Linked DNA regions of Homo sapiens: region 1 is linked to region 2. Evidence: read pairs that join two places in POLR2A ChIA-PET (ENCODE). Cell type or tissue: MCF 10A. All regions are shown on one strand. Each heading gives the region's core, and the rest is flanking DNA. Links, peaks and the distances in the headings are about the cores only. Region 1 overlaps TENT5B (terminal nucleotidyltransferase 5B). Region 2 overlaps ARID1A (AT-rich interaction domain 1A).

What was found. ChIA-PET counts read pairs that join two places held together with the same protein. Peaks named below come from ENCODE experiments on the same cell type or tissue, not always from the same donor. Only the 100,000 strongest peaks of a DNase experiment are listed, where the experiment ranks them.
Region 1: POLR2A ChIA-PET joins it to region 2 with 5 read pairs; 2 of 35 experiments call an interaction of 5 or more read pairs at or near these places.

The regions. Positions count from the first base shown.
Region 1 is chr1:27,003,459-27,008,780 of GRCh38, forward strand. TENT5B (terminal nucleotidyltransferase 5B) reads right to left here. Exons shown (of 2, transcript NM_052943.4): 2 at 1,562-3,499. The coding sequence ends at 2,486. Among named protein-coding and RNA genes, the nearest start is that of TENT5B, 6.7 kb to the right of the region's middle. RefSeq lists enhancers at 369-1,013, 2,302-2,945, 2,946-3,589, 3,590-4,233, 4,878-5,322. In MCF 10A, for the core only: no CTCF peak of the experiment used is centred there; DNase peaks (open chromatin) are centred at 2,453 and 4,913.
Region 2 is chr1:26,700,699-26,706,074 of GRCh38, forward strand. All of the region lies in intron 1 of ARID1A (AT-rich interaction domain 1A), which reads left to right. Among named protein-coding and RNA genes, the nearest start is that of ARID1A, 7.4 kb to the left of the region's middle. RefSeq lists a silencer at 3,300-3,594. In MCF 10A, for the core only: no CTCF peak of the experiment used is centred there; a DNase peak (open chromatin) is centred at 5,203.

The DNA.
Region 1 (5,322 bases), core at 1-5,000, 300 kb after region 2:
AGCTGGAATTACAGGCACACGCCACCATACCCAGCTAATTTTTGTATTTTTAGTAGAGATGGGGTTTCACCATGTTGGCCAGGTTGATTTTGAACTACTGACCTCAAGTGATCTGCCCACCTCAGCCTCCCAAAGTGCTGGGATTACAGGCATGAGCCACTGCGCCAGGCTCCTGACTTATTTTTCAATTTTCAAAACCCAGCATTTCCAGTCCCTTACCCTGCTATATTTTTACATATCACTGATCATCTAAGACCATACGGTTCGGTTTATTTTCTATCTACTCCGTTAGAATGTAGTCTTCACAAGGACAGGGATTTTGTCTTTTGTTTGCTGATGTATTCCCAGCACCCAGAACGGTGTCTGGCACATGGTGGCTGAATGCAGTGTATACACACATGTACCAAATGGGTTTCTCGCTTTTTCAGCCCTTAACTAAACAAGCACATCCAGGTGAACTCCACCCCCCAGCCCAAAAAGGTAAGTCTGTTGTGTTTACACTGTGAGCCTCTCATGCCAAGGCTGAAATAGCCAACTCAGGAGGTGAGACAAACTTAGTCCTTCCCATGACCATAGTTGGGTGGTCACAGCTGGGATGGGGGTGGGAGCTGGTTTTAGTCACCAAGCAAAGAAAGCCTTTCTGTTCACTTTCCAGCCATTTTGAGCCCAGCAGCACAAGGGACTCAGAGCAGGTGAGGTGGCTGGACTCACCCTGGTGACCTGGGGCCTCCTCTGCAGCATTGTTTTTTCCACCCTGGCCAGAACCATCAAAGTCACCACTTCAGAGGCCCCTAATGAGGCTGAATATGTTAAGGGCTTTGCAATCCCTGGATCAAAGAGTCTGGGCAAACAGCAGGCAGCGTCCAGGCCCATGACTGACTGGCTGATACTCTGAGGGCGCAGCATGCTAGGAACTTGCGGCTGACACTCCTAGACAGCCTGGCATGGCCCCATGTGGGTTTGGGAAGGGGAGACCCTCCCCATCCAGGGGATCTGATTAGAGCGAGCCAGAGCACACCCATCAGTGCTCGGGGCAAGGGAAGGAGCTGGAGGACTGAGGGAGCCTCTCCCAAATAGAGGCCCTACCTGGGCTCAGGCTTAGGGGGAACCCTACAAGTTCCCCAGTCTCAGCCACCTTTACTGGAGGGGCCTCCAGTCCAGATTCACCCAGCCTGTTCTCTAGCTGCTCCCTTGGAAGAGACGGGGTAGACAGAGCTGGGAACAAGTACCCCTGAGCACCAGAGTCTGAGTCTAGGCCCAGAGCTATTTGGATTCCAGGTAGAAAACATAAAAATATTTACTCCTTAACAAGAGCCCTAGACCTGCTAAGGCAACGTGCAGGTCACACATGTAGACAGCAGCTCTTAATATACAGCTGGTCAGGCTGCGGCTGGGGTTGGGAGAAGGAGGGGCAGTCCCCCAGCCATAGCCCAGGCTTCAAACCCCGCCCCCGCAAATGCTCCCTTCCACAGTACAAGCCAGACTCCAACTGGGGGAGGCAGCTGCAACCCCCACTGCTACGGAAGGTCCTTCTTTCCCCAGAGGAAGCATGGCACTAAGGTTCAGTGTAGACCGTCTTTATTGGCAGGTGTTAAGAGTGCAAAATATCAACAAACCCAGGGGAATACGCAAGGGGGTGGGAGTATGGCTCCCCTACCCCATGTGAGAGCCCTGTAACCAAGCCAGTGGGGTGGGAACGTTGACTTGACTGTGGCAAATTCAGGCTCAGCACCTTCCAAAGAACAAGCTCCCAGGCAGGAGGGCTCCTTGCAACACAAGGGGGAAAGGAGTGGCACCCTGGAAGGGGCCTGGGCTGCGACCCACCCTGGGCTGCTTGGCTCCTGTATACTGCCCACCTCAACCCCTCAAGAGGAAGGCTTCACAGCTGGGGGTATGTAGTTCAGAGAACCGGGCTAAACCCAGCCCTCCCCAAACCCAGGTATCTGCCTCGGGCCTCAGTTTCCCTCCTCCCAGTGATTACCCAAGTTGGCCCATCAGGCCCTGTAGTGGCCCAGCCTGATCCAAAGTGACAAGTCCCTGTAACATACCATGTATCAGTCAGTGTGTGGGCTGCAGGCCCTCCAAAGCTGCTGGGATCACCACAGGCTGGCCTTAGTCAAAAAGACCCTCTTAGACCATGGGAATCAATCCAAGGTGCTGGGCATTAAGGCTACCACCCCAAACTTGCTTTGTCTCCTGAAGGAAATTGACTTCCAAGACAAATGGCGCCTGCACCCCACCGGCATGCTGGTCCAAAAGTGTGATGCAATAACCAAAGGGTCCTCCTGCTGAGAGCCCCAGGCTGGCATTAAGCCCACAGGGGCCTCGTGCTCGGGAAAGTCTGGTCTGTTCAATCAAAGGCCCAACCCTGCAGTGCTGGGCCTCCTGGCACATTCTGCGCCTCTGGTCATGTCCTCCACACACTCTTGGAGGCCCCACCCCACCCCGTGAGGCCCAGTCCCTTCCCTTCTGGCCAGGGTCTGAGTCAGTTACAAGGCAGCCAGGTGGGATAGGCGTGAGCCAGGAGAGGTTGCACGGGGGTCACGTAGTAATTGACAGTGGCTGGCACAACCCCGTCAGTGCCTGGAGGGCGCCAGGCCAGGGCGGCAGTGGCAGCTGGGCCCTGCTCAGCCAGTGCCTGCAGCGCCAGTGCGGCAATGAGGTCCAGCGTCTGGCGGCGCTCGTGGTTCATGAGGCACACGGTGCTCTCGTTGACCACCCGGTGCAGTGTCACCAGGCAGGCGTAACGGCGGGCTGCATCTGCCCCACCGAAGTGGGCCTCCAGGTAGCGCTCTAGGGTGCGCCGCTGCTCCACCAGGTCTGGAAAGTCGATGAAGAAGCGGGAGCACATGTAGCGCTGCAGGGCGCGCACATCGGTGCTGGGCCGGGGCCGGAAGCCCCGCACCAGGAGGTGGCAGTACTTGAGGAGGCCACCACCTCGGATCTCCTCGGGACTGCGCGTGGCGATGACACGGTGCCGCAGGTGCTCCAGGGCCTCGGTGAAGTCCCCGTACAGGCTTTCGCCTGTGACCGTTGGGTGGAAGGCCTCAGACATGGGAGTGGACGAGCACTGGCCAAAGAGCAACAGGGAGTCCAGGATGATCTGGAAGGAGTCTATGCTGAATTCAAACTGGCGTCTCACCGAGTCCACAAACTTGAGCTCCACGTTCTTGCCGCTCTTGTTGGACAGTGAGATGAGGCTCCAGCGGTCCGAGTCTGTGCACACTTTCACCAGCTTCTGCACGTATGCCTCCTTGAGTGTCAGTGGCGTGATCTTGGCCCGGCTCACACCGGCCGGCAGGAAGTCTAGTAGGCAGGCCAGCACCACTGCCTTGGTCAGCTGGAAGGATGCCTCACTGCGCAGGTCCACCCGGAACACCAGGTCCAGATCCTTGTAGCCCAGGCCACTCTCAGGGTGCAGCACGTGGCTGGCAGCTGAACCATGCAGCCGCACACTGTGCACATGTAGTCCCTGCTCCTCCAGGGTGCTGCGGACCACCTGCAGGGGAGAGCAGGAAGGAGAGGTGTCAGGAGCGGGCCTCAGGGGTCCACCAAGGACTTCCGTTTACTTATCACGGTAACTTCAACCACTATTGGCCCCTAACCAGCTGTTATGCCTTTGGAAAATCATTTAACTTTTTTTTTTATTGGGTGGGGGTGGGGGGGTTGGGGGGGAGTCATTTAACTCTTTAAACCTAATCTGAGAATGGCCCATCTGGAGGAATGACTCAGGAAGAATAGCAATGATAATAGCACACATCTGCATAGAATTTACTAAACAGCAGGTCACTTAATCCTCACAATAACCCTGTGAGGTGGATACTATTATTCACACTTTACAGATGCAAAAATGGAAGTACAGAGGGGCCAAGTAACTAGCTCAAAGGCAAACAGCTGGTGAATGCAGAGCTGGGAATAAAACTCCGAGTCCAAGTCTTTTTTTTTTTTTTTGAGATGGAGTCTCACTTTGCCACTCAGGTTGGAGTGCAGTGGCGTGATCTCGACTCACTGCAACCTCCGTCCCCCGAGTTCAAGTGATTCTCCTGCCTCAGCCTCCCGAGTAGTTGGGATTACAGGGGCCTGCCACTGTGCCCGGCTAATTTTTGTATTTTTAGTAGAGACAGGGTTTCACCATCTTGGCCAGGCTGGTCTTTAACTCCTGACCTCGTGATCCACACACCTCCCAAAGTGCTGGGATTATAGGCGTGAGCCACCGCGCTCGGTGGTTTAAGTCTTAACCGTGCTATTCTACCTCTCAAACTGCTAGTAAAACAGTTCTGTATCAGGCACTGTGCTAACTGCTCAAACGTGTTGGGAATATGGTTAGCAGTTCACATTCATGACCACATTAACCCTCCCCATAATCCTACATTTGAGTATTATTTTGACTGATAGATGGAGGACCTCAGGTGCAGAGAGGTAAAGTCAAGGTCACAGAGCGGTCAGGCTGAGACCAGAACCCAGGTTAGTTGGGATTCTCAAGTTCACCTATGTCCTTTTGACTACAATGCACTCATCCTAACTCATCCTTACAAGGACCCAGTGAGGCAAAAATTATATACTTTTTTTGCTCTCGGATGAGGAAACTGAGGCTTACAGTGGTGAAACAGCTAAGGCTCAGTGAAAACTCTCAGCCTTCAGACAGTCCCCAGGCCTGATGGCACAGGACAGATAAACCTATAAGTGGTCCCTCCGCTGAGGTACCAGGTAGGGAGAAGAGTGAAGCTGGGGGTTGGGGACATTCAGTTTTCTCAGTAACCCAAAGTTGTCCTGAAAGTGACCAGGCAGCATTCCTGTCCTGAGTGATTCTGCAACCCTGCCTTGCTGCCAAGTCAGCACCCAGCTCCAGACCAGGCTGTTCTCCTTGCCTCCCAGGGAATTACTACAAAGAATGCACCTAAGTGCTGAGAAGGCAAGCTGTGGTGGGGCAATCAGAGGCGGGCGGCGCCCTCCAGGAAGACTTCCGGGAGGAGCAACTTTACCAGGGGAAGATATTGTCATGGCAATGGGAGGGTAAGCAACTGGCCACAAGGAACACGGAGAATGGGGCGTAAGCAGCTGGCCATCAGGAACACAGAGGGTGGCAGAAGGAGGCTAGGCATCTAATGAGTGCCGAGCACTGGACCTTGTTGCCAGAATCTATGGGGACAGGTGTCTTTTTTTTTTTGAGTCTGAGTCTGTCATCCAGGCTGGAGTGCAGTGGTGCAGTCTCAGCTCACTGCAACCTCCGCCTCCCAGGTTCAAGTGATTCTTCTGCCTCAGCCTCCCGAATAGTTGGGATTACAGGCGCCCATCACCACACTCAGCTAATTTTTGTATTTT
Region 2 (5,376 bases), core at 219-5,218:
GATATTTCTGACTCCTGGGAAACAGATACAGGAATCCTAGATTTATTATGGGAATGCCTACTGGCAGAAATTCTAGGCTGGCTGAAATACAGGACTCTTGGAGCTCTCTCAAGTAGGAGGGACCAGGAAAACCACACTGAGATGGCACTTTAGTTGTGGGGGTTTCATGTTTCTCTACTGTTCATGAGAGAGCTGGGGTGATGAGGATTGAGATGGTGGTGTGAGAACAGAGAAAGCAGCCAGGACCAGGTTTGGCTTCTTGTGTATTGGGCCCTGTGAGGACTTTTTAGGTTCCTTTCTTTGTGTGTGACATGAGTAACCATGACAAGCAGCACCTGCTGAAACAGGATGTCTTGGATTGCATTAAACATTAATATGTTGGATTGACTCCTGTAGGTGTAATGTCTACAGTAGACCTTTTGCAAAGAGGTTAGTGAACTTTTTTAGAATGAGGGAATAGGCTAACAAAGTAATAGGCAGGGCTCTTTCCTGTTCCCATCCCTCAAAAGGTTGTATTGATTGGCTTCAACTCTCAAAATTCTAGAAGCAACTGAAGCTTGTAAATATGGTAAAAATGTGGTATTCAAATATATTGGCACCGAGTAGTTCTTTTCTGCCAGTGAGCTGTAATACCTGGGGCTTGAATGGAGTCCTGATTCCTGTGGCTTTTATCTCTGGGTTTTTCCTTGTTTAGATTGGTCATTATCATTACTGACGCACACTTACGTTGTTATTACTGATGCATACTTGAGTTGTGTGTTGCGTTAGTGGTAAAGAGCACAGGACTCACAACAGGAGGAGGAAGGAGGAGGCTTAGGTTCCACATACAGCTCCAGATTAAGCTGTGTGACCCTGGGCAGGTCATTTGCTTTCTCTATTTTTCATTTTCTCCCTCATCAATAAAATGAAGTTGGTCTGCATGGCCTTCTCACTCTAAGATGCTACATATCTGTGCTTCCATAGCTGGCTTGTTATGAAGGCAGCTTTCTGTACATAAATCAGGGGTCTTGAGACCATCTTTCTTCCCCTGGACTGAAGGAACTCAAAGCTATTTTCTCCTGGGATTCACAGGAACAAGCTCTGAACAGTTGGGTGCCATTGTGGTCTGTAGACTTTTACAGAAAAAGCTCTACCAGACTGTTGCCTTGAAACTGTTAATCTGTTTGTCATTAGTCATTCCACCTGGCTGGTGGTTTTAAAACACTAAATAGTCGTTGGAAAGTTAGGTAGATTTCATTAAAGCAAGACTTGAAAAATAGTTGCTTCAGGATCCCCAGGAGGCTTTTGCACTTGGGGTTGGGGTGAGGAATGGATATTCATAAGTTCAGTGTTGATATTCTGCTGCTTTTGGGGAGGGGTAGGGAGAGAGAGGGAGCATTAAGCTCTCCAGACTCCTGGTGTTTGGGCAGGTCTAGGTCTGGTTTGGGCAGTTGGTTGTAATCTGAGTGCCTGGACTTGCCCTGTAAGTTTTGCTGAGAGAGAAGCAAATGTTCCTGAGACTGGAAGAGGAAAAGCTGCGTTTCAGGGTCAATTTCATAGGTGCATTTGTTGTTTCTCATCGCTATGGTTTAAAAAACTACATGGTGTGCTTTGCACGTGGTCCTGGAAATGCTATTCTTTCTCTTCTCCAGCACACCTGAATTTCCATTCTTTCTCTTCCTGGCTTAGTAGTTTAGAAGTGTAATTTAGGTATATTAGAGGAAGGAAGCTTCCCTTTATAAAGGAGGGAAAAGGGTAGAGGGAACAGTGTTTGATAATTCTGTGCTTGACACAGCATCTTCTATCGTCTCTGAAGGAACCAAATGTTTCAGAGCTTTGTGTAAATACTTGCTGAGCTGTCAATATGTACCCAGGAGGTTTCTGTAGTAAGATGTAAACTGTTCTATAGAATGTTTGACAGGCAAATTAATAAACAGTTTTCAAGCAAAGATAATGCTAGCCTCCTCATGTGGTGGAGTAAAATAACATTGGGGAAAAAGACTTGGGGATAGGAAAAGGGTAGTGCTGGGGGGCAGTGAGTGTGGAGATAAGAAGTGATCTAAAAAAAAATTGAAATGGAAAGATGCTGCCCTGGTAGTGAAACCTCTGTGGCCCTGGCTGCGTGCTAAGTTCAGGGCATGTGGTATCCTGTTAAAGTCAATTGCAGTTTCATAGTGAAAATAGAAGTTTGGAAAGAAGATCCTGACTGTCAATAGTAAGGTAAGTATTACCCCAGACACTTGGCTTATGAGACTTTGAGGTTTAAAGGGTAGCTTGGTGAGATTATTTTTGGCTTGGGTTTGCATTTCTGGAATATTAGAAAGGAGAAAAAAGATACTGCAACTTGAGTGTGATCTTTATCCTCAATTTTGCTGTTGTGCTGGGGATTATAAGTCCACTACCCAATGGCCTGGGTTTATTTATACAGTTTTTACTGGACTTCTGTGTATCACTTATGATAAAATTAATATGCCTTTACACTCTGTTCCTGGGTCAGTACAAAGTCCAAATATTTGGGGACTCACTACATCTTACTTGAAGGATTATGTGAGTAGATACAGTCTTTGTTTTTGAAATTGCCATTTTAGGATTAAAAACATATCTGGGTTCCTTCAGTGACACATTCTTTTTATGGAAGAAGAAGAAGAATCTATGAATATTTTAGCTGTCTGTCTGTGGTCCTCTTCTTTGGTAGCCTTGTGAGATGACCAGATTTGCCTTCTCAGAATGTCTTTTTTAACTAGATTCATTGATTCTGACACCAGTTTTCTTTATAAGAAGTGTTTTTTACACCAGAGTCCTGGAAGTGCCCTTTTGACTTAGCTGTTTATATAGTAGCAGGGAATATGAATGTAATTATGGTCCTGACTATGATTTTTAGGTTCAGCTAACTTACTACCAAAGGCTATCAGCTTGTTTTAATACAAAACACAAAAACTTGGATTGGCACTGACATAGGTTGCTTAATATTGCATGGTCCTTTCCCAGTATGTTGGTAGTGAGGGTATTAGGAACTTCAGACTTATTGCTGAGAGCATAGTTTCTAAGTCAGAGAGATCAGGAAATTCCAATGGGGATGGGAAATAGCCCTATGTGATTACACCAGCTAGGTACTAGGAAGAGATTTAAAAGGTAGAAACAATATCTCCTTCAGAGGCATTTAGTTTTCTTAGGAAAGCATGCTTATGTGCACACATCTGGAAAACTTGAAAAGCAAGGTTTCATAAATGGATGTAGACCACACTAATTATGTGAGCTGAAGGAATTAGAGGAAAAGGTTCAATCAGTTTGGCAGGGTTAACCTGGGACAGCTTTTCAGAGGCTTTTTTTGTGAAGCTAAATGTTCAAGAAACTTAGAATACTAATTTGCCTTTTCATAATGCTATTCTTAAGTTCCATGGGCTTGATAGAATCCACATTGCACATCCATCTCCAGACCAGTAGCTGTCTCAGTGTTCCAATGACTTTGAGAATTTGGACTCTAACCATAAAACTCCCTGAAAGAGTGGTTCCAGGGTCTTAGTGGTTCTTGTGGTCAGGTAGAGCCTTTGGTACAGACTGTTAAGTTCTTGGCTAGTTCAGGGGCACTTTTCTAGTAAATTTGGATTTGGAAGGTCATGTCACCTTCAGAGTTGTGTGCCCTGGACAGCTCTGTAGTAATGGTGGTTCAACTTTGTTGGTGAGTCTGTCTTGGCAGAGTTAGTTGACCTTTCTTAAAACAAGAGCCACGAAGTAAGTATCTGTTGGGACTCTTAGGCTGCTATTTCTGAGGAGCTGGGAGCTGTGTTCAAGTCAAGTTGCTTGTGTTAGACCTTATATTGAGGTTGATGGGTTAGGTAAGCCTGCACATATGCAGTCTGCCCATTTATTCATAGAAATGGCCTTTAATACTGTTTTTGGCCGGGCGCGGTAGCTCACACCTATAATCCCAGCACTTTGGGAGGCCAAGGTGGGAGGATTGCCCAAGCCCAGGACCAGCCTTGGGACCAGGCTATTAACATAGGGAGACCCCATCTTTACAAGACACAAAAATTGCTGGATGTGGTGGTACGTGCCTGTAGTCGCAGTTTACTTAGAAAGCTGAGGCAGGAGGATTGCTTGAGCCCAGGAGGTTGAGGCTGTTGTAAGCCATGATTACGCCAGTGCACTCCAGCCTGGGCAATGGAGCCAAGACCTTGTCTCAAAAAAAAAAAAAAAATTTGTTTTTTATTAGGTTACTATGGCCAAGCAGCTAACAAATGCTGCTCACCAATGCTTAATCCTTGTGGAGCCTCTGGAATATAGTGATTTTGGTTTCTTTACCTGCTGGTCGATCTGTGGTTGGGCCTTGGCACTTCACCGGTCAAGGATCATCAGTGGATGCTTAACAGCTGAAGATGCATGGCATGTCCAGTGCCAGGCCACTGTAATGCTTCTACCTGGAGAAGGATTGGTTACACTGCTCCAGTACAGAAGTACTGCAGACCTTTTTTTTTTTTTGAGATGGAGTCTTACTTTGTCACCCAGACTGGAGTACAGTGGTGCAATCTGGCTCATTGCAACCTCTGCCTCCCAGGTTCAAGCGATTCTCATGCCTCAGCCTCCTGAGTAGCTGGGATTATAGGCTTCCACCACCATGCCCGGCTAATTTTTGTATTTTTAGTAGAGGTGGGGTTTCATCATGTTGGCCAGGCTGGTCTTGAACTCCCAACCTCGGGTGTGATCCACCCACCTTGGCCTTCCAAAGTGCTGGAATTACAGGTGTGAGCCACCACGCCCAGCCTTTTTTTTTTTTCCCCCCCCCTCAAGTAATGGTCCATGACCTGCTGAAAGTACTGGAGTCTTGGATAAACATTCTGGTTTAGAAATACCTTTTCCACTTTTTTTGCCTTGCCATTTTGGCATTTTGCAAAAGTGGGTTTTCAGTTACTCAGAATTGGGCACCATAGTTAACCTCCTATGGATTACAGGTGTTTAGGGGCTTGAACTCTGATCATTCCCAGGTTTTAGAGGAATCCAAGTTCGGGTGAATATTGACTTAGTAGCCTTGAGTATTCTTCCTGAAATTACCCCTCCTCTCCATTTAAATGGATGAAATTAGTTTTTTACTGAATGTGAAGGGACATCTGAATGAACTTCTGTTTGTTTTTGTTAGTCACTTGTGCATAGCTGGAATATTATCTTGGGACAGGTTGAGTCTATTTCCCAGTGGCTTCTGCATTTTCTAAGGGTGGACTGGAATGGGAAGAAGTCTAATGCCAAGAATGCATTCCAACATGCTGCAGAGTAGGAAATTTGATCCCTAAAATGTTGACTTAGTGTTGGTCATGGTACATATTAGAAATCACCCAGTAATCCAGGACAGATTTTTGTCACCCTCCAGGAAGTTATGTTGATATAAATACTAAGGGGCTTTGG